Regions from separate parts of the Homo sapiens genome. Here region 1 is linked to region 2. A link is an interaction called in ENCODE POLR2A ChIA-PET data of the cell type or tissue named here. Cell type or tissue: Panc1. All regions are shown on one strand. Links, peaks and the distances in the headings refer to the core of each region. The heading gives the core; the rest is flanking DNA. Region 1 overlaps MACF1 (microtubule actin crosslinking factor 1). Region 2 overlaps MACF1 (microtubule actin crosslinking factor 1).

Region 1 (13,079 bases), core at 345-8,344, 68 kb before region 2:
AGACGGGGCGGCGGGGCAGAGGCGCTCCCCACATCTCAGACGATAGGCGGCCGGGCAGAGACGCTCCTCACTTCCTAGATGTGATGGCGGCAGGGAAGAGGTGCTCCTCACTTCCTAGGTGGGATGGCGGCCGGGCGGAGACGCTCCTCACTTTCCAGACTGGGCAGCCAGGCAGAGGGGCTCCTCACATCCCAGATGATGGGCGGCCAGGCAGAGACGCTCCTCACTTCCCAGACGGGGTGGCGGCCGGGCAGAGGCTGCAATCTCGGCACTTTGGGAGGCCAAGGCAGGCGGCTGGGAGGTGGAGGTTGTAGCGAGCCGAGATCACGCCACTGCACTCCAGCCTGGGCACCATTGAGCACTGAGTGAACGAGACTCCGTCTGCAATCCCGGCACCTTGGGAGGCCGAGGCTGGTGGATCACTTGCGGTTAGGGGCTGGAGACTGGCCTGGCCAACAGAGCGAAACCCCGTCTCCACCAAAACCAGTCAGGCGTGGTGGCGCGAGCCTGCAATCGCAGGCACTCGGCAGGCTGAGTCAGGAGAATCAGGCAGGGAGGTTGCAGTGCTAGCCATAGCTTTTATTTAACACACCCTAAATTGTTAAGTATTTTCACTCATGTAGCCAGTTGTTCAAGTTAGGAACCTATTTGATTCAGTACTGCCTATAATCTCTCCCTTGTTACCAAGTCCAGTTAATCACTTGTAGCTCAGAAAGATTGCATGCATCTGTCTTCTCTTCTCCATCTCCATATCGCTGCTTTTGTTCAGGGCCTCTGTGTCTGTTGCCTTGACCATTATAATAGTTTCCTAATAAAGTTTTCTATAATAACAATGGTAGTAATAGTATCTTGAAGACTTCCTGTAAATCAGACGTATTCTCTCTCTGTGTGTGTGACAGGGTTTACTCTGTTGCCAGGCTAGAGTGCGGTGGTACAATCATAGCTCACTACAGCCTCCAACTCCCGGGCTCAAGTGATCCTCCCACCACAGCCTCCCAAATAGCTAGGTTTATAGGCACATGCCACTGTGCCTGGCTAATTTTTGTGTGTGTGTTTGTAGAGATGGGGTCTTGGTATGTTGCCCAGGCTTGTCTTCTACTCCTGACCTCAAGTAGTCCTCCCACCTTGGCCTCCCAGTGTCTTGGAATTACAGGCATGAGCCACCATGCCTAGTCTAAATCAGACATTCTGTATACTAAGTCCTTTACATGGATTATTTCATTTAATCCTTCAGTGATCTTATGCTGTGGGTTCTGTTAATATCCCCATTTTATAAATTACTTAGAGAGGGTAAGTAATTTGTTCAAGATCATGCTGCTAGAAAAAGGCAGAACTGAAATTTTAAAATTCAGGCAACCTAAAGTCTAGAAACCGTGCTCTTAACCCATGCAGAACTGGCTCTGGTTGCTGCCTACCTTTCCAGGCTCATAGCACCAAGTTTCCCTCATACCTTGAGTTCTTGCTGAACTATGTGCCATGCTATTTTATGACTCTGTATCTTTGTTCATTCTGCTCCCTGTGCTTGGAATATCTTTCCCAAGTTTGTTCTGCCTGGATAACACAAACTTAACACCTCTTCAGTAAGTATTTTCCTGACTTCTCTGATGTGGAACTGACTAGCCTTTCTTTGTGCCCCTGACTATACTCCTTATGTGCTTTTGTTAAAGCATCCAGAGTGTTTATATACATGGTGTATCTTTCAGCTATATTATCACTGGAGGGCAAATATTGTGTCTTATTGTTTATAGTGTTAGGACAAAGAAGAAAGAGAGAGAAGTAAGGAGAAAAGAAATTGTAATTTCCTTTTTTTTCTTTTTGGAGATGGAGTCTTGCTTTGTTGCCCGGCTGGAGTGCAGTGGCGCAATCTCAGCTCACTGCAACCTCTGCCTCCTGGGTTCAAGCGACTCTCCTGCCTCAGCCTCCTGAGTAGCTGGAACTACAAGCATGTGCCACCAAAGCCTGGCTAATTTTTGTATTTTTAGTAGAGACAGGGTTATACCATATTGGCCAGGCTGCTCTCCTGGGCTTGTGATCTGCCTGCCTCGGCCTTCCAAAGTGATGAGATTACAGGCATGAGCCACCGCGTCCAGCCGTGATTTCCTTTTGTAAATTTCTTCCATGGCTACTAGTTGCCTCTAGAGTTTGATGTCACCTAACTCTTTCCTGATGTAGAGCACTTTGCAGCGTTTCCAACCCACCTGTCTAGCTTCATTTCTAAGCACTCTGTTTTTTGTAGCTTGCGCTATAGCCACATGAGACAACTCACTGCCCCCTAAACACTGTGTACTTTCACACCTCCTTGCTTATTTATTTCTCTCCCTAGAATGCACGTCCCAGCCTCCTCTGCCTGACCATCACCCACTTCACCTTCTAGGCCCAGCTCCAGTATCACCTTCCTGAGATTCTGACCTCTGTTCCTCAGATTAAATCAATTGCAACTCCATCTGTATTTCATACTGCCTTGAAGAGATGCCTGTGTGTTCACTCATCGATGTTCTCTGTTACAGTACTCATTGAGGACTGGGATTGTATTATGCTACTTTCTCTGTTAAGTGCTGCACATAGCACATGAGAAGTATCCAATAAGTACTTGTTACCTTGAGTAACTAATATTTCAATAGTGTTATAGCGTATGAAGCACATTCTTATCTGTCTTAATCCTTAAAATAACCCTGAAGTAAGTAAAGGTGTTTTATCCCCTTAATTTTAACAGCTAGGGAAAATGAGAATTAGAGGAGTGAAGTGACTTTGCCAAAACGATACAGCTAGTGAGGGATGGAGCTAAGGATCAATCAATCATGAATCTTCTGATCAAAATTACTTGTTCTTCCTGCTAACTATGCCCCCAGCTGATTCTTTTTTTTTTTTTAGACAATACTGATATTAATTAAACGTAAGGTAAACTCCAGGCATCCGTCATCTTTCAGCCTAAAAATTAGCAAAAACTGTTGAAACAAGGCAGTTTTTTCCCCATTATTTCTTACGTTGTGGCTCCAGTTACAAAAAAATTTTAATGAAAACGTTAAACATAAAAATAGAAGTTTGAGATTTTAAAAAAGTATATAAAAAGCCCCACAAAACTTGTCAATGTTGTTCCTTATTCTACAAAATAGCACCAGTAAGAAGAGTAAAAGGTGTTAAAAACCATTACGACAGCATTTCTGAAATACAGCTTGTCTCAACTCCCGTTCTCCCTAAAAACGACTTCTCATGGAATAAAAAAGGATTTAAAAATTGCCAGAGGGAGCACCGAGCTTTGACTGCAGTTTTCCCTGTCATCTCTTAGATGAAGGGAAGGTGTGAGAAATGTGCGTCTGTCCCTGACTGCTGTCACCGCTTCTGAGTTTAGTAAAAAGATGAGAAATGAAGGTAGCAGACTTCTCATCTGGGGACCTGTGCCTGTGGAGGGTAGGTCTCTTGGAGAGGGAATGGGTTTGAGGGGTTGTCTTATCTAAGCTCCTTCCTTCACACTTGTCTCCTAGGGAAGAGGGAGATACAGAGGAGCCAAATATATGACAGCTTATATTATAGAACTTAGCACACCCCTTCCTGAGCTCCCCAGAGGGTTCTATTGCAGTCACTGGGAGGGATTTAGCTAAGAGTGGCCCCTGCCCTTGGGTTTGGCCCCTAGCTGATTGTTTCATACTTTGTCTCTAACCGTTGGAGGAACTGAATCAATCCTACCTTGAGCTTGTCCCCTGAACTTTGTAGTTGAATTCCAGTGCTCTGGCTCCTTGCTGCCTGTTTGTAGCTGATGCTGCCTGTTGGACCTCTGCCTCAGTGCTGTGTGATGACAGGAAGCTCAGGGAGGGAGAAGCTAGAGGAACACATCATAGCATTGTTAGAAATTGGAGGCCAGCCAAAGCTTTTCTTAAATCCTTGGTGATTTTTCATCTCTTCCCAGGCCCCCAGCCTTACAGTTTCAATAACATTTGCTCATCTTGGGATATTTCAGAGAGAGATTCACTGCTAATCAGAGTTATTGCTCTAAATTGGAATTATTTGATTTTGGGCTGAGAATTAGGGATTGAGATTTTTTTTTGCGACTCAAGCATCCTTTGCTTTGCTCCCCAAGTACACCCCAGATTAATGCCATCTTTGGCAGGTAGACCAACGTAAGGACAAAACCAACCAGGTGGCTAGGCATGGTGGTTCATGCCTGTAATCCCAGCACTCTGGGAGACCGAGGGGGTGGATCACTTGAGGTCAGGAGTTCGAGACCAGCCAGGCCAACATGGTGAAACCCCATCTCTACTAAAAATACAAAAATTAGCTGGGAGTGGTGGCTGGCGCCTATAATCCCAGCTATTTGGGAGGCTGAGGCAGGAGAATCGCTTGAACACGGGAGATGGAGGTTGCAGTGAGCTGAGATCGTGCCACCGCACTCCAGCGTGGGTGACAGAGCGAGACTCTGTCTCAAAAAAACAAACAAACAAACAAACAAACAAACAAAAAACACCACAAACCAGGTCTCCCAACTTCTAGATTTAGTTGATCTTGGAATCTCTTGGATTCCCTGATAACCTTTTGGGAAACAGCTTACTTTGGGATAAGCAAATTAATTCCTCCTTATTGAGAACACTTCTGATCCAATCTTAAAAGAGATTTGTTAAGGATATAAGCATCTGAAATAAACAACCTAATTTAGAATGTAAACATACATATGTAAGGGTTCTGCTTATATACCAGAACCATCAAAAAGAGAAATCTAGGTTTCTAAATGAGGTCTTATTTAAATTATCTATGCCATATCTCTGGGTGCTGTTAGCTGATAAAGTGTATCCCCCTAAAGAGAACATGAAAGTATGAACTCCTTAGGAGGGAGAAAAATGCTTTTTCTGGTCAGTTCCTGTTGACTTCACAGGTTAGTAGTTAGAAAGGAAAAGCCCAGTATTTAATCTAGCAGATAGAGCAGTTCTTTCCATTTTTGTATATGCAATCTAGAAGCCCCTGGCTTTCCTGGAATTTTAGATAAAATTTCCATATATACCAGCAAAAGTTTTCAAATTTTTAATAATGCTTACAACCAACCCTTCCTTCCTTCCTTCCGTCCGTCCGTCTTTCTGTCTTTCTGTTTTAAGAGACAAGTTATCCCTATGTTCCCTAGGCTGGTCTCAAACTCCTGTGCTCAAGGAATCTTTGGCCTTCCCGAGTGCTAGGATTACAGGCATGAGCCACCACACCTGGCCCACTTACACTTTCTCTATTTCTGTTTGAGACTCTCTAGTTGAATATGGGGTAGCACTGATTCCAGGTATTCTGTCCTATACAGCCTCTGTTTTGGCCACATGAGTCAATTCACTGGCTCCCTAATCACTGGGTGGAACTTCATACTTTTTGCGTATTCATGTCTATGGGAAATACCAGAATGAGACGGGCAGTGGAGTTTAATTTAAGAAATTGACAAAGTAGTGCTGGTTAGATGCTAAGGAAAGGAGTGTTACCTTTGTTGCCTACATGTGACTATATGGTAGTGGTTTGTGGCTGTCTTTGCCTGGACCTGATTTTTTAGGGCTTAATTTCACTCTAAATGCTTCTCAGGTCTACATATGGGCCTATATTTGGACTTGGGCTTTACTCTGGATTTTCTATTCCCTGTGCTTAAGTGCCTGCCTATCAAAGTAAAGCTACATTTTGTGGATTTTATTTTTTTAAGATGGAGTTTCACTCTTGTTGCCCAGGCTGGCATGCAATGGTGCGATCTTGGCTCACTGCAGCCTCCGCCACCCGGGTTCAAGCGATTCTCCTGCCTCAGCCTCCCGAGTAGCTGGGATTACAGGCATGTGCCACCACGCCTGGCTAATTTTGTATTTTTAGTAGAGAACAGGGTTTCTTCATGTTGGTCAGGCTGGTCTCGAACTTCTGATCTCAGGTGATCTGCCCATCTTGGCCTCCTAAAGTGCTGGGATTACAGGCGTGAGCCACTGCACCCAGCCTGTGGATTTTAGAATCATCCACATTCTTAGAGAATCTGTTAATCCGGGTTGACCGGTACCACTGTTAAATTTCTCACAATTTAGGGAATTCTCAAAACAGAGATATGATAAAATTCTTATATGCAAAGAACCTCACACTTTGTTCCCCTCCCACCCCCGCTCTCCAACAGGGATTCCCAGCTGCTACTTTTATTCCCTGCATTTAAGCATAGTTCTTTCCAGAGTAAAGAAGTCTAGGACAACTATAATCTGTTTTTTTTTTTTTTTTTAGTGTTGGGCTTTTCCTTGAAGACAAATTTGGCCAATGAATCAATATCGGTTTCTGTTTTTACAATTTGGAGATCTGCCATTCAGAAATCTATCTGAAATTACTAGGCTCACTTTCCCTTTCCCTGTATCTTTTAATAAGTGTAGGAGAGAGTAAATAACATTACTTTTCTCTTTAAAACTTTCTCCTCTGCCCTATATATTGCTCTTCAACATAGTTTGAGTCAAGGAAATTGGGCTGCTTACGTTTCCTTTTAATTGTTTAGAGGAAAGATTTCTAGATCAAGTTTTCGGCAGGTGTCAATACTACGAGGCCAGGCATGGTGGCTCACGCCAGTAATGTCAGCACTTTGGGAGGCCAAGGTGGGTGAATCACTTGAGGTCAGGCGTTCGGGACCAGCCTTACCAACATGGTGAAACCCCGTCTCTACTAAAAATACAAAAATTAGCCGGGTGTGGTGATGCATGCCTGTAATACCAACTACTTGGGAGGCTGAGGCAGGAGAATCGCTTGAACCCTGGAGGCAGAGGTTGTAGTGAGCTGAGATCACACCACTGCATTCCGGCCTGGGTGACAGAGCGAGACTCCATCTCAAAAAAAAAAAAAAAAAAAAAAAGAGTACTACGTGACAATCCTTGCTCTTTTTTGTGTATGTATGGCGGGGAGGGGGGACTCTTATTATTTAAAATTGATAATCTGTCATTTTGACCCTCCAAGCATCATAGAAGCCTTGTTAAGAGAGTCAGGAGACAATGATCTGGACCCAGCTCTGATACTTTCCAGCTAAGTGATCTTATACAAGTTATTTAGCTTCTCTAGGCAATGGTTTTCTCATCTGTAAACTGAGGGTATTAGAATTAAGTAATCTTTAAAGTCCCTTTGGGCTAAGATTAGGATTCCAAGCACGTAAGTGTAACTTACTCCTTTTGTTAAAGCCACTGAGAAATTGAGGGAAGCTGTTTATTTTTTCATAGCTTTAAGCTAATCTTTAAAAAATGGAGGCCGGGTGCAGTGCTCACGCCTGTAATCCCAGCACTTTGGGAGGCTGAGGCGGGTGGATCACTTGAGACCAGGAGTTCAAGACCAGCCTGGCCAACATGGCGAAACCTTGTCTCTATTAAAAATACAAAAAAATTAGCTGGGCGTAGCAGCGCATGCCTGTAGTCCCAGCTACTCGGGAGGCTGAGGCAGGAGAATCACTTGAATCCAGGAGGCGGATACTGTAATGAGCCGAGATAGCACCACTGCACGCCAGCCTGAGCAACAGAGTGAGACTCTGCCTCAAAAAAAAAAAAAAAGCAGACAGCAGACCCCTCCTTGACTTATTAATGCTTGGGCACTGGGGAGGATTGGACTTGGTCTCTCAAAATCTAATTATTCACTAATTTTAAGAAATCACTATATGGCTGGGTGTGATGGATCAAGCCTGTAATCCCAGCACTTCAGGAGGGTGAGGCTGGTGGCTTGAGGCCAGGAGTTCGAGACTAGCTTGGGCAACATGGCAAAACCCCATCTCTACAAAGAATAGAAAAAACTAGCCAAGCATGGTTGTATGCGCCTTGGGAGACTGAGGTGAGAGGATCACCTGAGCCCAGGAAGTCGAGGCTATAGTGAGCTGTGATCGCGCCACTGCACTCTAGCCTGGGTGATGGAAGTGAGACCCTATCTCCAAAAAAAAAAAAAAAAAAAAACTTTATGGCCAGCACAGTGGCCCACACCTGTAATCCCAACACTTTGGGAGGCTGAGGTGAGATGATCTCTTGAGGCCAGGAGTTTGAGACCAGCCTGGGTAACATACTGAGACACCATCTTGCCCCCGCAACCCCTGTCTCTATGAACATTCATTTACAAGTTTTTGTCTGGACGTATGTTTTCAGTTCTCTTTAATTACATACCTAGGGGCAGAACTGCTGGGTCGTATGGTAACTTGTGTTTAACCTGTTAGTAACCATCACATTATTTTCGAAAGCAACTGCACCATTTTACATCCTCACCAGCAGTGTATGAGGGTTCTAGATTCTCTGCTTTTTTGCTAACACTTATCTGTCTTTTATAATATAGACATCCTAGACAGCGCTAATCACTGCGGTTTTGATTTATGTTTTCCTTATGGCTAATGATGTTGAGCATCTTTTCATGTGTTTATTAGCCATTTATATATCTTCTCTGGACACATTTACTAATTTTGACAATGATTTTCTCAGGGAGTGCAAACAGGCAAGGCCCTGAATTGCAGTTTTTTACTCATTTGTTGACAGAATGGTATAATTATTTGTTAGAAAGAAGCATCCTTATTGATGATTCCTGAACAGTCTTGCTTCAGTTGGCTGCTTCTAAAACTTTTTCTTTTTTTGAGACAGGATCTCACTCTGTTGTCCAGGCTGGAGTGCAGTGGTGTGATAATAGCTCCCTGCAGCTTCAGTCGGCTGGGCTCAAGCAACCCTCCCACCTCAGACTCCTGAGTAGCTGGGATTGTAGGCATGCACCACCACACCTGGCTGACTTTTAAAATTTTTTGTAGAGATGGAGTCTCACTGTGTTGCCCTGACTGGTCTCAAACTCCTGGGCTCAAGTAATCTTCCTGTCTTGGCCTCCCAAAGTGCTGCAATAACATGCTTGAGCCACCGCACCTGGCCTTCTAAATTTTGATGCTTAGTCCACTGGTCATTTTCCTAAGAGATTTGTGGAAAACTTCACAGGCAAACTAGTATGAGCAGAAGAGATGAGGATTTTAGGATGGATAGATCTGGATTTGATCAGCCTGGCAATTTAGTAGATGTGTGATTTTGGGGATGTTAATTGAGCCCTCCAAATCCGATCTCTGTGTCTGAAAAATTCCTGACACAGAAGCACCCAGTAAATGTTAGCTAGTTCTTTACTCTTCTTTAGGTAGAGCTGTGTCTAGTATGCTTCAGAAACAGACTGCTGTTTTCTTTATTGACAGTTTTCCAGGCAAGGAAAAAAAAATCTCTTTGCATTCTCCTCTCCCATTACCTCTCTCTGTATCTCTTTGATAGTTTTATTTATTTATTTTTTATTAAAAATTTTTTTTGGGGGGGACAGAGTCTCACTCTGTTGCTCAGGCTGGAGTGCAGTGGCACAATCTCGGCTCACTGCAACGTCTCCCTCCTGGGTTCAAGCAGTTCTCCTTTCTCAGCCTCCTGAGTAGCTGGAATGTAAGGCGCGCCCCACCACGCCCCGCTAATTTTTGTATTTTTATTTATTTATTTTTTGAGGTGGAGTCGTGCACTGTCACCCAGGTTGGAGTGCAGTGTCGTGATCTCGGTTCACTGCAACTTCTGCCTCCGAGGTTCAAGTGATTTTCCTGCCTTAGCCTCCTAAGTAGCTGGGATTACAGGTGCCTGCCACCACACCCAGCTAATTTTTTGTATTTTTAGTAGAGACGGGATTTCACTATGTTGGCCAGGCTGATCTCGAACTCCTGACCTCATGATCCACCCGCCTTGGCCTCCCAAAGTGCTAGGATTACAGGTGTGAGCCACTGCACCCAGCCATTTTTTTTTTTTTTGAAATGGAGTCTCGCTCTGTTGCCCAGGCTGAAGTGCAGTGGCGCCATCTTGGCTCACTGCCACCCCTGCCTCCTGGGTTCAAGCAAATTCTCCTGCCTCATCCTCCCCAGTAGCTAGGATTATAGGCGTGTGCCACCATGCCCAGCTAATTTTTGTATTTTTAGTAGATAAAAGGTTTTGTCATGTTCACTAGGCTGGTCTCAAACTCCTGACCTCAGGTGATCCATCTGCCTCGGCTTCCCAAAGTGCTGGGATTACAGGCGTGAGCCACCACCCTGGCCAATTTTTGTATATTCAGTAGAGCGGGGGTTTTGCTGTGTTGGTCAGGGTGGTCTCCAACTCCTGATCTCAGGTGATCTGCCCACCTCGACCTCCCAAAGTGATGGGATTACAGGCATGAGCCACCGTGCTTGGCCAGTAGTTTTATTTTTATAGTTATTTGGTTACTATAGTCAGACAAAGATTGAGAGGCATAATAAGCTAGTTCTCATCTAAATTTCTTATAATATGTACAAGTTTTGCTACCACAGGTATAACACATAACCAGAATTTTGAGAAAGAAACATTAGGGCCTTGGTGTGAAATTAACTTTACATTTCAAGTTGCCTCCTTTGTCTTTTCAGTACTCTGTAGTGTTTAATATCTGTTGATAAGATGACCTCACTTGGTCCTCAAGACCAACTGCAATTTATTTTTATTATTATTATTTTTGAGATGGAGTCTTGCTCTGTCACCCAGGCTGGAATGCAGTGGTGCGATCTTGGCTCACTGCAACCCCCTCCAGCGCGATTCTCGTGTCTCAGCCTCCTGAGTAGCTGGGACTACAGGCATGTGCCGCCATGCACAACTTTTTTGTATTTTTAGTGGAGACAGGGTTTTGTCATGTTGGCCAGGCTTGTCTTAAACTCCCAACCTCAGGTGATCTCCCAGCATCAGCCTCCCAAATTGGTGGTATTACAGGTGTGAGCCACTGCGCCTGGCAACAGCAATTTATTTAAATATTTATTCAGGTTGGGAGTGGTAGCTCACACCTGTAATCCCAACACTTTGGGAGGCTGAAGTGGGAGGATTGTTTGTACCCAGGAGTTCGAGACTAGCCTGGGCAATATGGCAAGACTGTGTCTCAATCAATCAAGCAATATTTATTCATTCATTTATTTATTCATTCATTCATTCAGTGTCCTCCTGATTTTTATTCCCTATGTTCAGATCTTATCTATCAAAAATAAATCCCTCATTTAACTTAGTTCTCTTCTTAATCCTTAATGTCAAGTATGTAATATTTTCTGACTTTTTAAAAAACCTACCATTAATTTATAATCTGATTTTCACTCTACCACTCTCTTGAGAAATAGTCTCACAAAAGCACTCTTACTTATTTGTAGGAAAGTTAAAAAACTTTCTTAGTCTTTATCCTCCTTGACTTCTGCTGTAGTATTTGATACCGGTGATCATTCCTATCTTGATTACACTTTCTTGTATTTTTGCTTACCTCTTTCACTGTTATTGTTTTGTTTTGTCTTTTTCTTCTGTCCTTTGTTGATTGCTTTTCCATCTCCTGCCTTCTAATTTTGGCTGTTCCCTGAGGCTCAGTCCTTAGCACTCTGCTCTTCTATCTTACTCCTAATCCAGAAAGCCCATTTCCATGTCTTTAGCTAGCACCTCTGTGCATGTGACTTCTAAAGTTAAGTTCTCAGCTGACCCAAACTGAATTCTGGTATTTCCAGCTGCTTCAAGAACATTTTCATTTGTAACTTCTTTGCTGCCATTTTAAATTCAACATATTTAAAATTGAATTTATCAAATCCACTGCCCTTTTAACAAACCTTATGACCTGCCTATTTCTGTTAATGGTCCACTACTGTTGTTCCACACTGCAAACTTGAAACCTTGGGTCTATTTGAGGGAGGGGTTTTTGTTTTTGTTTTTGAGACAAAGTTTCACTCCTGTTGCCCGGGCTGGAGTACAATGGTGTGATCTTGGCTCACTGCAACCTCTGCCTTCCGGGTTCAAGCGATTCTCCTGCCTCAGCCTTCTGAGTAGCTGGAATTACAGGCGCCCACGACCACACCCGGCTAATTTTTTGTATTTTTAGTAGACACGGGGTTTCACCATATTGGCCAGACTGGTCTCGAACTCCTGACCTCAGGTGATCCACCCACCTCAGGCTCCCAAAGTGCTGAGATTACAGGTGTGAGAGGGAGGGGTTTTGAAATCTTGGAGCCCCTGGTATGCTGGAGCCAGCTTATGGACTCATGAGAGCCAAGTGTTAAATTTTCAGCAATTTTGTGAGCTGGTTGCTAAACATAGCTTTTTTTTTTTTTTGAGACAGTCTTGCTCTGTTGCCCAAGCTGGAGTGCAATGGTGTGATCTTGGCTCACTGCAACCTCTGTCTCTGAGGTTCAAGGGATTCTCCTGTCTCAGCCTCTCGAGTAGCTGGGATTACAGGTGCATACCACCATGCCCGGCTAATTTTTTTTTTTTTTTTTTTTTTGAGACGGAGTTTCGCTCTGTTGCCCAGGCTGGAGTGCAGTGGCGCGATCTCGACTCACTGCAAGCTCCGCCTCCCGAGTTCACGCCATTCTCCTGCCTCAGCCTCCCGTGTAGCTGGGACTACAGGCGCGCGCCACCATGCCCGGCTAATTTTTGTATTTTTAGTAGAGACGGGGTTTCACTGTGTTAGCCAGGATGGTCTCGATCTCCTGACCTCGTGATCCGCCCGTCTCGGCCTCCCAAAGTGCTGGGATTACAGGTGTGAGCCACTGCGCCCAGCCACAGCTATTATTAAAAATTAAATTATGTAAACATACAATTAAATAAATTATATTTAAAGTAAATGTAATACATCCTCAAAGCTGTTCATTTCATAATTGTTTTGCTGCATGTTAGTATTGTCTGTACTCTTGAGGTTATGTCTGTTGTGTCTCTGTGATGGAAATACTGTACATAATGGTGTGCTACTGTATATTTCTTCCCAACATTGCATTTAGTGATATTATATTAGTAGCTTGAAATTGGTTGTATTGGGAATATTTACATCATGGAAATCAGCAAATTCTACAAGTTTGAGTTAGATGTCTTGTTTTGTTTATTGTTTAGACTTAAGAAAGTGATGGGGAAAATGTTAATATTGCAGATTAAATTTAAAAGTGTGGGCCGGGTGTGGTGGCTCACGCCTGTAATCCCAGCACTTGGGGAGGCTGAGGCGGGTGGATCACAAGGTCGGGAGATTGAGGCCAACATGGTGAAACCCCGTCTCTACTAAAAATACAAAAATTAGCTGATTGTGGTGGTGCGCACCTGTAATCCCAGCTACTCGGGAGGCTGAGGCAGGAGAATCACTTG
Region 2 (16,713 bases), core at 1,913-9,912:
AAAAAAAATAAAAGGCATAAGTTTCTTTCACTTGGATTATTGTGTCAGCCTCCCCATTTAGTGCACAAAGGATCCTACCACCAGCATGTTCTTTTTTTAATTTTAATTTTATTTATTTATTTATTTATTTGAGATGAAGTCTCGCCCTGTCGCCCAGGCTGGAGTGCAGTGGCACGATCTCAGCTCACTGCAAGCTCCGCCTCCCGGGTTCATGCCATTCTCCTGCCTCAGCCTCCCAAGTAGCGGGGACTACATGTGCCCGCCACCATGCCCGCCTAAGTTTTTGTATTTTTAGTAGAGATGGGGTTTCACTGTGTTAGCCAGGATGGTCTCGATCTCCTGACCTCTTGATCCACCCACCTTGGCCTCCCAAAGTGCTGGGATTACAGGCGTGAGCCACCGCGCCCAGCCTATTTTATTTTATTTTTTGAGACGGAGTCTCGCTCTGTGGCCCAGGCTGGAATGCAGTGGCGCCATCTCAGCTCACTGCAACCTCTGCCCCCTGGGTTCAAGTGATTATCCTGCCTCAGCCTCCCAAGTAGCAGGGACTACAGGTGTATGCCATCACGCCCAGCTAATTTTTTGTATTTTTAGTAGAGACGGGGTTTCACTGTGTTAGCCAGGATGTTCTCGATCTCCTGACCTCATGATCTGCCTGCCTCAGACTCCCAAAGTGCTGGGATTACAGGCATAAGCCACTGCGCCCAGCGTTTGTTTGTTTTTTTTTTCCTTTAAATAACAATCCTATGCTTAAATCTTATAATAATTACTCATTGCTCTTGGGAAAAAGCCGAAACTCCTTAATGTGGCTTTAAGTTCTTGAGTAATCTGTCTTTACCTCTCTAGCCAAGACTGGGTCATATCCTTTATTGCCTGGTAAATTGCATTTGTCACACAGTATTATAACTACATACACCACCAGAATATGTGGAAATACAGACTATGCTTGTCTGCTTACCACTGTACCTATTTATTTATTTATTTATTTATTTATGTTTTGTGACAGGGTCTGACTCTGTGGCCCAGGCTGGAGTGCAGTGGCACTATCATGGCTTACTGCAGCCTTGACCTCCCTGGGCTCAGGTGACCCTCCCACCTCAGCCTCCCGAGTGGCTGGGACTACAGGCATGCACTACTATACCCGGCTAATTTTTGTTATTTTTTGTAGAGATGAGGTTTTACTATGTTGCCTAGGCTGGTCTTGAACTCCTGGGCTCAAGCAGCCTGCCTACCTTAGCCTTCAGAAGTGCTGGGATTATAGGTGTGAGCTGCTGTGCCTGGCCAATTGTACTGTTTTTATCTCCAGTGTCCTAGCACATAGTAGACACTCAAGAAATATGTATTATACAAAAGAATGAATGAATTAAGAAATGGAAAAAAAATTTAAAAATGGGACTGTGCTTTTGTGTGTCTCGATATTTCTGCCTGTAAGTTAGGGATAATAGTCTTGATCACTTGCCTCTAAGAGAAAGACTTGATAATTCCAAAATGCTTAAACATTTTCAGGGGTTTGGGTGGGATGATAGGAAGTAGGGAGAGGAAATATCATAAAAACAATGTTTTGATTATTCACCTTCCATTAGTTTTTACTCTAGTAGATTTTTGTGCTGAGATCGCTCTTGAGCCTTTATAGTCTTATTATAACTTTCATAGTCTGGGTTACTTGACATGTAACAGGTATTTAATACATACTTATTTCCTTGATTTATTTGGTGTCACAGTTTTTCCTGTGTTGTAGATTTATACCCATTATCTTTTGGCAAAAATCAGAAGCCCTCACTAAGTGATAGCAGATCTTTTCTTAAGCAGATTTTTTTCTTAAGGATTTGATAGCTTTGGGATGAGGCACCAGGAAATAATGGGTTGTTGGTTTATCCATTAGCAATCACTGGTAAATTTATCTCTTCAGATTACTATTTGCAAAAATGATGAATGTGTGCTAGAAGATAATTCTCAGCGGACCAAATGGAAAGTGATCAGCCCCACAGGGAACGAGGCAATGGTGCCGTCAGTCTGCTTCCTCATCCCCCCACCCAATAAGGATGCCATTGAGATGGCCAGCAGGTAACTTGGCTCAGCTGCCACTGGTACACCCACCTCTGCTGTTGGCCTCGGTGAACCAGTGGAGGGATGAGTGTGCATTTGTGATGTTTTTGAACACAGTGGTAAAGTTCCTCCTGGGAGAGGCTTCTCATTGGAGATATCAAGTCTCCTACTACCAGCCACATAGTAGATCTTCAATAAATACTTCTGTTCAGCTGGAGTATCTTCAGTGATATTTCTTTTTTAAAGAACTCCTGGTTATAAATAGTTTACTCTCAGAAGATTGATTTTTTTACCAGCCTGGTCAACATGGTAAAACCTCATCTATACTAAAAATACAAAAATTAGCTGGATGTGGTGGTGCACGCCTGTAGTCCCAGCTACTTGGGAGGCTTAGGCATGAGAATTGCTTGACCAAGGAGGCGGAGTTTGCAGTCAGCTGAGATTGCGCCACTGCACTCTAGCTGCCTGGGCAACAGAGCGAGACTCTGTCTCAAAAAAAAAAAAGATTGGGCTGGGCACAGTGGCTCATGTCTGTAATCCCAACACTTTGGGAGGCCGAGGGAGGCGGATCACTTGAGGTCAGGAGGTCAAGACCAGCCTGGCCAACACGGTGAAACTCCATTTCTACTAAAAATACAAAAAAAAAAAAAAAAATTTGCCGGGCGTGATGGCAGGCCCCTGTAATCCCAGCTACTCGGGAGGCTGAGGCAGGAGAATCAGAGAATCGCTTGAACCTGGGAGGTCGAGTTTGCAGTGAGTCGAGCCGAGATTGCACCACTGCACTCCAGCCTGGGCGACAAAGGGAGACTCCGTCTCAAAAAAAAAAAAAGGTTGATTTTTTTCTGGGTCATTAGTTATCATTAGTTTATTATAAAAGAGATATGGAAATTATTTACATGATGAAAGATTTCAGAACTTCAGTGGAATGGGCAGCTTCACGTTGATGCCATTTCTTTCTTTTTTTTTTTTTTAATTATACTTTAAGTTCTAGGGCACATGTGCACAATGTGCAGGTTTGTTACATATGTATACATGTGCCATGTTGGTGTGCTGCACCCATTAACTCGTCATTTACATTAGGTATATCTCCTAATGCTATCCCTCCCCCCTCCCCCCACCCCATCCCCCCACCCCACAACAGGCCCCGGTGTGTGATGTTCCCCTTCCTGTGTCCAAGTGTTCTCATTGTTCAATTCCCACCTATGAGTGATGCCATTTCAGTAGTGACTTATTTCACTCTACGTGCTTTCCAAGAATGTCACCGTCTCTAAATAGGAAATAATCCTTGTCATCTAGAACTACTTTGGTGCCTCCATATTGTGGGAGAAGAACTTTATCTCCAACTTTCCTGCTAACTGGTTGACCCTCTCCACCCTTTCCTTTAGAACCTGATCCAACAGCGACTACTGTTGCTTGAAATACTTTTCCTTGAGATTTTTCTGGAAGCATAATGCCTCCTTTGGTTACAGTTTCAGCAACACTCCTTTCAAATTTTCTTTTCTTTCTTTTTTTTTTTTTCTTGAGACAGAGCCTTGCTCTGTCGCTCAGGCTGGAGTGCAGTGGCACTATTTCAGCTCACTGCAAGCTCCGCCTCCTGTGTTCACGCCATTCTCCTGCCTCAGCCTCCTGAGTAGCTGGGACTACAGGCGCCCGTCACCATGCCCTGCTAATTTTTTGGATTTTAGTAGAGACGGAGTTTCACCATGTTAGCCAGGATGGTCTCGATCTCCTGACCTTGTGATCCACCCACCTTGGCCTCCCAAAGTGCTGGGATTACAGGCGTGAGCCACTGTGCCCGGCCTGAGTGGAAGAAACTTTCTAAACGTTTGTCCTGCCATGACTGTCTCTGTCTCAGACTCTGAATTTTTTTTTTTTAATGGCAGCTGATTTTCTTTAATTTTTATTAAAGTAATATATGGGCCGGGCACCATGGCTCACGCTTGTAATTCCAGCACTTTGAGAGGCTGAGGTTATTGGATTACTTGAGGTCAGGAGTTCGAGACCAGCCTGAGCAACATGGTGAAACTCCGTCTCACTAAAAATACAGACAATTAGCCTGGCGTGGTGGTGCATGACTGTGGTCCCAGCTACTTAGGAGGCTGAGGCAGGAGAATTGCTTGAACCCAGGGTGTGGAGGTTGCAGTGAGCTGAGATAGTGCCACTGCACTCCAGCCTGGGTGACAGAGTGAGACTCTGTCTCAAAAAAAAAAAAAAAAAGTGTGTGTGTGTATATATATGTATATATGTACATATTTTAGAAAGTTGGGTTATACTGCAAAGTTTATTATAATAAAAATTAGCTATCACCTCTCCTTTCCCAAAGTTCCACATTCCAGAGTCAAGTGTTTTCAGCTGTTTTAGCAGATTTTGCTGGGTTATAAATCCACATTTCCAAATGTAATTTTTTCCTGCTATTTCCTTGTTTGTTTTCAACTTCAGAAATTATCTATTAACTTCTTACTCTAGGAAATTAACATTTAGCTTTCTATGCACACATATATGCAAACACTTCTTCCGTTTTCCAAATGTGGTTATGTCACAGTTTTTGTTTAAGTTGCTATTTTTGTTTTATTAGTACATGTGTTGTTTAAAGCTGAGCCACATCTTACTCTAGGGGACTATTGTGAGGCGACTGTGCCTTACCTCTCTGAACTCATCCTCTGCTACTCTCCTTGCTTGTACTTAGCTGCAGTCACTCTGGTCTTTCCTCTGTTTCTCACACACAGACAGCATATTCTTGCCTCAGGGCCTTTGGACTTCCTGCTTGCCTCTGATATTTACATGTTTCACTCCCTCACTTTGTTCAGTTTATCTTAGAACCCTCATGGACCACCATCCCCACTAACTGCATGCCACTCTCTGTCTTCTTTACTCATTTTATTTTTCTTCAGAACTCTTAATACTGCCTAACAGATTGTGTGTTTGTTTATTCTCTCCTATTAGAGATTTTTGTCCATTTTGTTTACCTCTGTATCTTTAGCACTTAGAACCATTCCTAGCACATAGCAGGTATTCAATAAATGGTTATTGAATGAAAGAATGAATGAGTAGGTGAGTGAATATATTTATGAATAAATTATTTTATTTACTTTCTTTACTTTTTTTTTTTTTTGGTTTGAGACGGAGTCTCCCTCTGTCGCCCAGGCTGGAGTGCAGTGGTGCAATCTGGGCTCATTGCAACCTTTGCCTCCCGAGTAAGTGGGATTACAGGTGTGTGCCACCACGACTGGCTAATTTTTGTATTTTTAGTAGAGACGGGGTTTCACCATGTTGGCCAGGCTGGTCTCGAACTCCTGACCTCAAGTGATCCACCCACCTCGGCCTCTCAAAGTGTTGGGATTACAGGCGTGAGCCACTGCACCTGGCCCCTGTTTTATTTACTTTCTTATATAATTTTTGTTTCCTTGGAGTGGGTAATTGTTTTGTTTTTTAGTTTGCTTAGTTGTCTCCAAACTCTCCTACATTACTGTAAAAGGATTCCCAATATGGCCAAACACCACAGGCAATTTTCATTTTTCTTTTGGAAACATTTATTCTGGACCATTCTATCTTTTTTTTTTTTTTTTTTAGTCCGGACCTGTTCTGTAGGCCTGATTCAGTCAGTACTGTCTCTGTGATACGTGGACCCACTAATTACTAGATTCCAAGTCTTATTTATTAGTGTACTCCCTGGTTTGGTGGATTACACTCTCCAATGCCTTACTGAAAAAGGCTGAGTAGGAGGTAAATTTTTTGAAACCTCTTATATCTGAAAATGTCTGTCTTCTTCTTCCTCTAACTGGCAAGATACATTTTTTGAAATTATTATTATTATTATTATTATTATTATTATTGAGATAGAGTCTTGCTGTGTTGCCCAGGCTGGAGTGGAGTGCATGGTCTTAGCACATGGCAGCCTCCACCTCCTGGGCTCAAGTGATTCTCCTGCCTCAGCCTGCCAAGTAGCTGGGATCACAGGTGCATGCCCCCATTTCCGGCTAATTTTTATATTTTTAGTAAAGACAGGGTTTCACCATGTTGGCCAGGCTGGTCTTGAACTCCTGACCTCAAGTAGTCTGCCCGCCTCGGCCTTCCAAAGTGCTGGGATTACAGGTGTGAGCCACCATGCCCGCCTGGAAATTATTTTTACTCTGAACTCTGAAATCATTGCTCTATTGCTTTCTAGCTTTCAGGATTTCTTGTTTAGATGTATAGTGCCATTTTCATTCTTTCTCTTTTTTTTTTTTTAGATTTACATAATAGTAAAACTCATCTTTTGTCATAAGCAGTACTATTGGTTTTGACAAAGGCTTAGAATTGTTTATCGTTCACCACTATCATGATACGGAACAGTCTGATACTTTTACCTTTTGAAAGAAATCTTTATTTCTCTGCAAGTGTTTAAGTGCTTCTCTTTGTCTCTAATCTTTAAAAGGGATGCTGTACCTTTGAGTCTTTTTGCATTCATTATGCTAATGAACACAAACTAGAAACTCGTCTTTCAGGTCTGGAGAAGTTTTTTCTTGGATGATGATGATTATTATTATTATTTTGAGACAGTCTCGCTCTGTCGCCCAGGCTGGAGTGCAGTGGCGCGATCTTGGCTCAGTGCAATCTCTGCCTCCTGGGTTCAGGCAATTCTCCTGCCTCAGCCTCCCGAGTAGCTAGGACTACAGGCACACACCACCACACCCAGCTAATTTTTTGTACTTTTAGTAGAGACGGGGTTTCGCCATGTTGGCCAGGCTGGTCTTGAACTCCTGACCTCGTGGTTCACCTGCCTTAGCCTTCCAAAGTGCTGGAATTATAGGCATGAGCCACCTTGCCCAGTCTGGATTATTTCTCTTTTCTTTCTTTCTTTCTTTTTTTTTTTTTTTTTTTTTGAGATGGAGTCTCGCCGTGTCGCCCAGGCTAGAGTGCAGTGACGCAATCTCGGCTCACCGCAAGCTCTGCCTCCTGGGTTCACTCCATTCTCCCGCCTCAGCCTCCCGAGTAGCTGGGACTACAGGCATCTGCCACCACGCCTAGCTAATTTTTTATATTTTTAGTAGAGACGGGGTTTCACCATGTTAGCCAGGATGGTCTCAATCTCTTGACCTCGTGATCTGCCCTCCTCGGCCTCCCAAAGTGCTGGGATTACAGGCGTGAGCCACCACGCCAGCCTTATTTCTTTAATTATTTCATTCTCCTTGTTTTTAGTTCTTGCTTTTAAGAATTCCCATTTGTTGAATGTTGGACCTCCTGAACTAATTTTCTAATGTTCTCTTATTTTCTATTTTTTTTGTTGTTGCTTTTTTATATTTTTATTCTTCTTTGGGATTTCCTGAACTTTGAATTTCAACTCTACTGAAATTTTAGTGGGAGTTTTGGAGAGAGGGAAGATTAAACTTACGGATTTAATGCCTCCTATTTAACTGATGTCCTGGCTTCTAGTTTTCCATCCTGTTCTTTATATCTCACATTTTTTTCTCAACTTGAAGAAATTCAAGGTAACGTGGTGGGTATGTAAGAGAGTGTGTCTGTGTATTTGTGTATTTGTAAGTCTTCCTGAAATCAAGATTGAATTAGACATGAGATGCTTGGGAAAGAAATCTCAAACCCTTCATACTTCAGTTTTCTTTTTTTTTTTTCTTGAAATGGAGTTCTGCTCTTGTTGCCCAGGCTGGAGTGCAATGGTGCGATCTTGGCTCACTGCAACCTCCACCTCCCGGGTTCAAGCGATTCTCCTGCCTCAGCCTCCCAAGTAGCTGAGATTATAGGCATCTACCACCACACCTGGCTAATTTTTGTATTTTTAATAGAGATGGGGTTTCTCCTTGTTGGTCAGGCTGGTCTTGAACTCCCGACCTCAGGTGATCTGCCCGCCTCAGCCTCCCAAAGTGCTGGGATTACAGGTGTGAGCCATGCAGTTTTCTTTTATATACCAGGTGAATTTCTTAAGCTGCTATTAATTTCTCAACATTTTAGCATTTTTGTAAATATTTGGAACACAGCAAATCAGTTTTTAAACATTGATATAATCCTTTTTCAACAATTCTGGATGGGATGTTGTTTATGCCTTTCCCTATTATTGTTCTCTCTGGTTATTTCTTCTCTCTGGCTTGTAATCATCATATTATATCCAGGTAACATTTATGAGATTACTAAATATGTGCTAACGTTAATATGCATAATGCTGTAGCAAATCCAAGTTGAAGATCTCAATTAATTAATGTAGTTTAGTTTTTTTTTTTTTTTAAATAGAGATGAGGTCTCACTATGTCGCCCAGGCTGCTCTTGAACTCTTGGGCTCAAGCAGTCCTCCCACCTTGGCCTCCAAAAGTTCTGTGATTACAGGCATGAGCTACCACGCCCAGCCTCAATTAATTTAGTTCTAAAAATTCCTGAGATGCTAGTATTTGACTTGTTGCCTTTCTCTGCTCAACATATAAGCTCAATTCTGCTAAGGCAATCACATTTTTCCTTAGAAGGTCTCTAATGTGGAGCTGAAGTCTTACAAAGGTAATAGTCAGGTTCTGTGTTATTTCTAGGGTCGAACAATCTTATCAGAAGGTTATGGCCCTTTGGCATCAGCTGCATGTTAACACCAAAAGCCTTATCTCTTGGAACTATCTGCGTAAAGACCTTGACCTTGTACAGACCTGGAACCTAGAAAAGGTAATTATGAAAACCTTACCCCAGGCTTACATTCCATTGGCAAGATTTTTTCAGAAGGAGCTTTTTTCATTACTGTGAGACTTTTCCCCACCCAAATGGAGTAAAGTGGACTCAGGAATACCATTTTAGAGTTCGAGACCTGAGGTTCTTACAAGCTAGAAGCAGCAATTTGAATGGTAAAGGAAATTCCTAATTAGAATAAGTAACATCTTTGGTCTTCTTGGCAAGGGTAGAAGGTTGCAGGCTTTTTCTCACTCTGTAAGACAATCATGTCTTTTGCATAAGAATATGTAGTAGGTGAATACTTGTGAACAATTATTAAGAGTTATGTCCAGTGGGGCACAAAGGGTGGTTCTGGGGTGCTGGTAATGTTCTGCTTCTTAATCTGAATGCTGACTAAATGGAGGAATTCAAATTATAAAAATCAACATGTTTACGATTATGGTTTATGCACTGTTTTGTATATATGTTACTTCAGTAAAATGGAGGAAAAGAGGAAGTGTTACATTTTTATTCTGTTGCAATTTCTTCTGGCTTTTTCTTTCTAGCTTCGATCCTCAGCACCAGGGGAGTGCCATCAGATTATGAAGAACCTTCAGGCCCACTATGAAGACTTTCTGCAGGATAGTCGTGACTCTGTGCTGTTCTCAGTGGCTGATCGCTTGCGCTTGGAAGAGGAGGTGGAAGCTTGTAAAGCCCGCTTCCAGCACCTGATGAAGTCCATGGAGAATGGTGTGTGCACTGGGAAGAGGGAAAGAGAATAGTAGAATGAGAGCCTTTCAAGGGGTTGCTGTGAAACCCTTCATATAAATGAGAGAGTAACATCACCACTTTTTTCCATTTGAGTAGCTACGAACTTGAGATAGAGAAGAACTTATAGATGAATTCTCAAAATCAGATCATGGAAGAAGTCTGTTGATATTTCAGTCATTACTGCTCATCAACCTATCACATTTTCTTGTGGCTGTAACATGTTTGGACTCTCAAAGATTAGTATACAGTATGTGAAATTTAGGATCAGGTAGGATTAGGCAGAAGATTCCCTAAATAAAGCCTTGCTTTCATTAGTAGGATATCAGGTCTGCTTATCTCTGATGTCGAGCTTACTGGTCTTTTGTGTTTGTTCATTCACAGAGGACAAAGAGGAGACTGTGGCCAAGATGTACATTTCAGAGTTGAAGAACATCCGGCTACGCCTGGAGGAGTATGAACAGAGGGTGGTCAAACGAATTCAGTCTCTAGCCAGCTCTAGGACTGACAGAGATGCCTGGCAGGACAATGCATTAAGGATTGCAGAGCAAGAGGTAAGCCCTAAGAGCCATGTGGATGCTGGTTGTGGAGTGAATGCTTTCAGAGTTCATTGGATGGCAAGAGTATGGCACCTAAGAAATGAGGCAATAGACTCAAGACAGTCCTTCTCAGGAGTTCTTCTTGCAGTCTATAAATGTCTTTTACCCGTGGAGAAGTGTGATTTCAGCTCCATGTGTATTGCTAAATGTTGATTAGTTTCCTACAGAGTTGAGAAGGCAAACAGACTAGTAAATTTTTCTAAGCAGTATATTTGGGCTATGTATTTTGAAACTGCTTAGTAGAGATGCTACTCTTTTATTCTATCCCTTATGTGCCTGTGTTACTTTAAATGACTTGGTTACCTTCAGTCATATGACCAATAAATATAAGGAATGACTCTGATTTGAATGTGGGCTCTGATACATGCTCTGTCTGTGACTTTGAGCAAGTGAGCTCTCATCCCTAGTTTACTTTCTTGTAAAATGGAGATGGCAATGCACGATATAGGGTTATTTTGAAAATTAATGGTATAGTACATATAATGAGCTTCCTGAAAAAGTAAAATACTATGAAAATGTAGGATAGTATTCTTGAAGTAAAAGTAGCAAATATTTTTTGCTTTATTAAGTCCTCTGAGGCATACAAAGAAAAGTAAATAAAGATCCTTGTTTTTTGGCTTATAGTGTAGTGAAAGGAAAATAAAAAGTCGAAGTTACAATTGGAGACTTCAGTATAAGATATAAGAAATGTCATGAATAGTAACTAGTGTATTTCCAAGCAAAGATTGCTGTAGGAACTTAGAGTGTTTCTAGAACATTTCTAATTAGAATGGTATGAGAGAGCTCTATGAAGGCTATTAAATTTGATCTGGGAGCTTAAAGGGGATGGAAAGGAATGGCTAATGAGGAGGAGTGATTTTTCTAACTTTCTATTTTTTCCCCCCAAACCTGAAGAGAAGAGTGAGAGGGAAGTATGATTTTTACTGGTGGAGAGGGAGGTAATATGAGGCATATCATATGAGCCTGGGAATTCTCATGTGGAAGCTTTTTACTTTTCTATAGGGTGATACAAAATCTATTTGTCCCTGAAAAATAGAACTCACTAAGAAATAAAGGTTGACTGCATGCTTTGGGAGGCCGAGATGGGAGAATCGCTTGAACCCAAGAGTTTGAGGCTTCAGTTAGCTATAACTGCACCACTGCACTCCAGCCTGAGTGAAAGAGACCCTGTCTCAAGATACATATATACATACATACATCTAAAATACCTCTTCCTTTTTAAAACTTTATTTTAAAATAATTTCAGATATATAGAAAAGTTTTATTCTCTTATACCTTTCACCCAGAGTCTCCAAATGTTACCATTTTTGTGCATTTGCTTTATCATTTTATTCTATATATTATACATAATAACATTCCTTTTTTATCTTGAGAGTAAGTTCCAGACATGAAGCTCCTTTATTCCTAAATACTTCAGTGTGCATCTTCAAAAAACAAGGGCAGCCTCTTACATAACCACAGAACAATGATAAACATCAGGAAATTAACATTGATACGGGTTGAGTGTGGTGGCTCACGTCTGTAATCCTAGCACTTTGGGAGGCTGATGTAGGCGGATTGCATGAGACCAGGAGTTCGAGACCAGCCTGGCCGACATGGCAAAACCTCATCTCCACTAAAAGTACAAAAAGTAGCCAGGTGTGGTGGCAGGTGCCTGTAATCCCAGCTATTCAAGTGGCTGAGGTATGAGAATCACTTGAACCCGGGAGGTGGAGGTTGCAGTGAGCCGAGATCACACCACTACACTCCAGCCTGGGCAACAGAGCAAACCTGTCTCAAGCAAACAAACAAACAAGCAAACAAACATTGATATAATACTGCTATCCAAGCTCACGCCTCATTAAAATTTCATCAGTTGACCAAATAATGCTCTTTACATCCTCATACCATCCATCCCTAGCTACCCCAAGAAGGAAGGTCCAGGATTCAGTCCAGGATTACATATTGCATTTGGTTGCTGTGTATCTTCAGATTTCTTTAACTTGAAATAGTTTCTCAACTTTCCATCATCTTTCATGACCTTAACATTTTTTTTATGAGTGCAGCCCATTTATTTTGTAGAATAAATGTAGAATATTTTGTCCTTCTGTTTGTGGTTACCTGAGGTTTCTTCCTGATTAGTGTTAGGTCTTACAATTTTGGCAGGAATCCTGCAGAAGTGATACTGTGTCCTTGGTATATTAGTGTGTCATATAAGGATACATATGACATTACTGGTGATGTTAATTTTCATCTCTGGTTCCTATTTTCCCTTTGTAATTACTGAGTATCCTATGGGGAGGTACTGGAGACAATGTAAATATCCTATTTTTCATCAAATTTTCACCAACTAGTTTTAGCATCCATTGTTAATTCTTGACTGAATCACTTCTTAGTATCATAGTTGCCAAAAGCTGCTTTTCTAATTCTGTCGTTCCTTCTACATAAAAAACATGTACATTCTATGGAAAAGGAAAAACCAGGCCTTCTTTCCTTTTCTGTAGTTTGTCTTCCTTCTCTCCCTCCCTCCCTTTTTTTTTCTTCCCTCCTTCCCTTGCTTTCTTCTTTCATTATTTATTTATGTCAATATATACTCATGGATTCTTATTTTATTCAATGGTGTGTAATTTGTTACTGTCATTGTTTTCATTGTTTTGATGCTCAAAATTTCCCAAAGTTAGCCAATGGAAGCCCCTTCAAGCTGGCTTTTTTGTCCTTTTAACATGTCCCCATCATTTTTTGAGTTATTTCCTTCTTTCTCTTTTTTTTAAATAGAGATGAGGTCTCACTATATTACCCAGGCTGGTCTCCAACTCCTGGCTTCCAGCAGTCCTCCTGCCTCAGCCTCCCAAAAGTGCTGGGATTACAGGCATGGGTCATGATGCCCATTGAAGTTCTTTCTTTTTGACAAAATAAGATCTTCCAGGTTCATCTTGCTTTTTCCAGTCTCAACCCTGGAAATCAACTGTTTCTCCAAGGAGTTCTGATTCTTTTGGGCAGAGAATATTATTTAGAAACTAAGATCTGGGTACCAAATGTATTCATTGTTGTTGGAGTATTATTGCTTATAGGCCCACTTAGCAGACAGAGCTAGAAAACATAGGCCGGGTGTGGTGGCTCACGCCTATAATCCCAGCACTTTGGGAGGCCAAGGCAGGTGGATCACCTGAGGTCAGGAGTTGGAGACCAGCCTGGCCAACATGGTAAAACCTCGTCTCTACTAATAATACAAAAATTAGCCAGGCATGGTGGCGTGTGCCTGTAATCCTAGCTACTTGGGAGGCTGAAGCAGGAGAATCATTTGTACCCGGGAGGCGGAGGTTGCAGTGAGCTGAGATCGTGCCATTGCACTCCACCCTGGGCAACAAGAGCGAAACTCTGTCTCAAGAAAAAAAAAAGAAAACATATATTTACAAATATATATATGCATACACACACACACACGTGTTACATATACACACATATACATGTACGTAAGTTTACAGATATAGATCAATATATTTATTGATCTCTCAATTTCTCTTTCTCTCTCTCTCTCTCTCTCTCACACACACACACACACACACACACACACACACACACACAAATTCATATGTATTTGTCTCCCCATCCAGTTCCCAACCCATAGCACAGGGATTATTCTAGCCTCTTTCCATATTTTTAACCCCCTTCCCCAAGAGAGAAAAACCTGCTTTATGTTATCCACAGTATATTTACTTATTGTTCAGTCCTAGCATTTACAGATAGTAGTTTCAGAATTGTTAACTCACTGCAGTAAACAAACCTACCAAACTAGAGTTTAACATTTATTTATAGTTCCTTATGTCTTTAGCCTAAAGGTATATCTATAGTTCGAATACTGAGTTCAGAAATTGCTTGTGTGTGTTCTTACCCTTTCTTCCCCTTCAGTGTGATTATGTTATTTATCTGAAATACAGTTAGGCTTATATATTTCTGTTGTGTTCCATTTGAGAGCCACCCTTAAATTTTCCTTATTTATTTCTTTACAAGAATGTAAAACATTAACATGGTTCTAAAAGTCAAATCTATACAAAAAGAAGTGTATTCCCCTCTAGCTAGTCCTTTTATCCCCTTTGCCTTCCTTCGATCCTTTCAATTCCATCCTTTTCATCTCATTAGTTTCTGGTTATCCTTTCTGTCTGTCTCTTTGTATAAACATATACACATATATTTTCTCATTTTCCCTTCTTTTATATACAAAATATAACATGCTATAGATACTCTGTTGACTTTGCTTTTTCTGCTTAAAAATATATCCTAAAACCACTTAATTCACAGAAATCTTTCTCATTTCATTTACAGCTGCATAATTCTCCATCGTATGTCTGCTTCATAGTTTATTCAACCAGCCTCCTATATATGGGCATTTAGGTGGTTTCCAATATTTAGCTATTACAAATGTGGACTTCTTTCTACCTTTTTTGTTCAATTCTGTCTCCCTCTTTATGTGTGTCTTGTTCCTGGCAGCACACCCAGGAGGATTTACAGCAATTGAGGTCAGACTTGGATGCAGTTTCTATGAAATGTGACAGCTTTCTCCATCAGTCTCCATCTAGTTCAAGTGTCCCAACTCTGCGCTCAGAACTGAATCTGCTGGTGGAGAAGATGGACCATGTCTATGGTCTCTCTACTGTATATCTGAATAAGTGAGTGAGCTGAGGTTTTGGGTCCAAGAGCAATATTTTCCATTGGGATAAGAAAGAGAAAGGCTTAAAGTATTTCATGAATAATACAGAGAGATTATAGATCCTGAAGAGCATATACTGATAATGAGAGGTCTTGGCTTCAGTTCCTAGTAACATTAAGTAGGTTCATTTGGACTGCAGTGAAGAAGTGCCAGTGATATGAAAGGGGAATTAATTTGCAGTGTTGGGACTATGATTTACCTCACTTCTGTTTGATTAAATATTTCTGAAAATAATACTTAATGGCATAAAGACAAAGGAAGAGACACTAAAGAATAAAAAGAAAAGTTTTTAGTTACACTAGGTATTAGACTTTGAAGGTCTTCCCTCTTCCCACCCATCTCTACCTATGACCTTGAAGAGTAGCGCATCTTAAACTCTTCATAGTGTAAAATGGGTTTCTGGCTTCATGCCTTTCTTCCATGAGTCCACCACATGTATGCATGTTCCAATGCCACTTAGAACTTTATTTTGAATTGGCTTAAATTGGCAGCATAAAAACCACATTTACTTGTTTTCACAAAACCCTGTCAACATCTAAAAATGGTGACATTGATTTTGGTTATTATGTTTTATGAACCTCTCTATAGCACTCCAGGTATATAACCCTGGCTCCTAAAATTCATGTGTTAATGAAGGAATGTGTATTTGTCCCCACAGGTTAAAGACAGTTGATGTTATAGTACGTAGCATACAGGATGCTGAACTCTTGGTCAAAGGTTATGAGATTAAGCTGAGTCAAGAAGAAGTAGTACTGGCAGATCTCTCAGCTCTGGAGGCCCATTGGTCGACATTACGGGTGAGTTGCTCTGAGTTTCTTAGGAGGTTGACCTAACATATTCATTGCTTTGGGTTAGCAGAGAAATGCAATTTTGGATGGCATGACACTGATTTAAATTTGCATTTGAATAAGGCAGAATGTCATTAAATATATTTTAATATGTATTCAAAGAAGAAGGGACTGAGAAGTATGTCTAGCTAGAAAGGGAAGAGAAAGGACTAGGTTTTTCTATTTATTTTTTCCCTTTTCACCTTAATAAAATCATGGATTAATTGGATACAGTCAGTGGTTGTGCCATAAGTTTATAAATCACTTAGCTGTTATCTAATTTGATTCTCACAAGCCACTCTGTGAGGTGGACAAGAAGAGATTTTTCTCTCCATTTACAGATGAGAAAACCAACACTTACTCTGGCTAAATGACTTATTTTGGTTTCATATGTTATAAGTGGTGAAGCCAGGTTTCAAACACAAGTTCTATGCACATTTCTCTATAGAGTACTGCCTGTCCTTGGCATCCCAGTGTGTATCAGGAAAGCAGAGACCATGACATGTGGAGGCAGTCCTGGCACAAACATTCCAGGGCACAATCACATATACAATGTGGAAATAGCTGTAGACCGTGTCCTTGTTTCCCACCTTAGACTGACTCCTTTTTAGCATGGAAAGTATACAACCTGTTTCTGTACTTATGTTTCCACAGCACTGGCTTAGTGATGTGAAGGACAAGAATTCAGTGTTTTCAGTCCTGGATGAGGAAATTGCCAAGGCCAAGGTAGTGGCAGAGCAGATGAGTCGTCTGACACCAGAGCGAAATCTGGATTTGGAGCGCTATCAGGAAAAAGGCTCCCAGCTGCAGGAGCGTTGGCACCGAGTCATTGCCCAGCTCGAGATTCGGTGAGTGGTGGCCCCACCTTTTTCTCCTATTAGAGTTCAGGGACTAGGTCTTAAACAAAAACAGAGTTATATCTGTACATTTATATTTAAAGGTGGAAATGGATAGGGAGGGGTGGAAATTTAAAAACCACATAAATTCTGGACAAGTAAGTGACAGAAAGGTGAGACCGGCAATCTCAAAGCAGATGTAATGCCTCTCCTGTGTCCCAGGTCTTTTCTAGTTAAGCCACTGATGACAATGGCTTCCTGGAATGTAGACTTGAAAGGTCCCTGGTGATCTTTTCTCAAGGACAAAACCTATACTCTAGTTCTTGTTTTAT

Evidence for each region. ChIA-PET counts read pairs that join two places held together with the same protein. Peaks named below come from ENCODE experiments on the same cell type or tissue, not always from the same donor. Only the 100,000 strongest peaks of a DNase experiment are listed, where the experiment ranks them.
Region 1: POLR2A ChIA-PET joins it to region 2 with 5 read pairs; 3 of 35 experiments call an interaction of 5 or more read pairs at or near these places.

Annotation. Positions count from the first base shown.
Region 1 is chr1:39,234,863-39,247,941 of GRCh38, forward strand. All of the region lies in intron 2 of MACF1 (microtubule actin crosslinking factor 1), which reads left to right. Among named protein-coding and RNA genes, the nearest start is that of MACF1, 37 kb to the left of the region's middle. In Panc1, for the core only: no CTCF peak of the experiment used is centred there; no DNase peak of the experiment used is centred there; H3K27ac peaks cover 277 bases.
Region 2 is chr1:39,301,015-39,317,727 of GRCh38, forward strand. MACF1 (microtubule actin crosslinking factor 1) reads left to right here. Exons shown (of 101, transcript NM_001394062.1): 23 at 1,910-2,064; 24 at 8,556-8,682; 25 at 9,231-9,414; 26 at 9,817-9,986; 27 at 14,499-14,677; 28 at 15,377-15,515; 29 at 16,200-16,393. It also overlaps the pseudogene HSPE1P8. Among named protein-coding and RNA genes, the nearest start is that of MACF1, 100 kb to the left of the region's middle. In Panc1, for the core only: no CTCF peak of the experiment used is centred there; no DNase peak of the experiment used is centred there.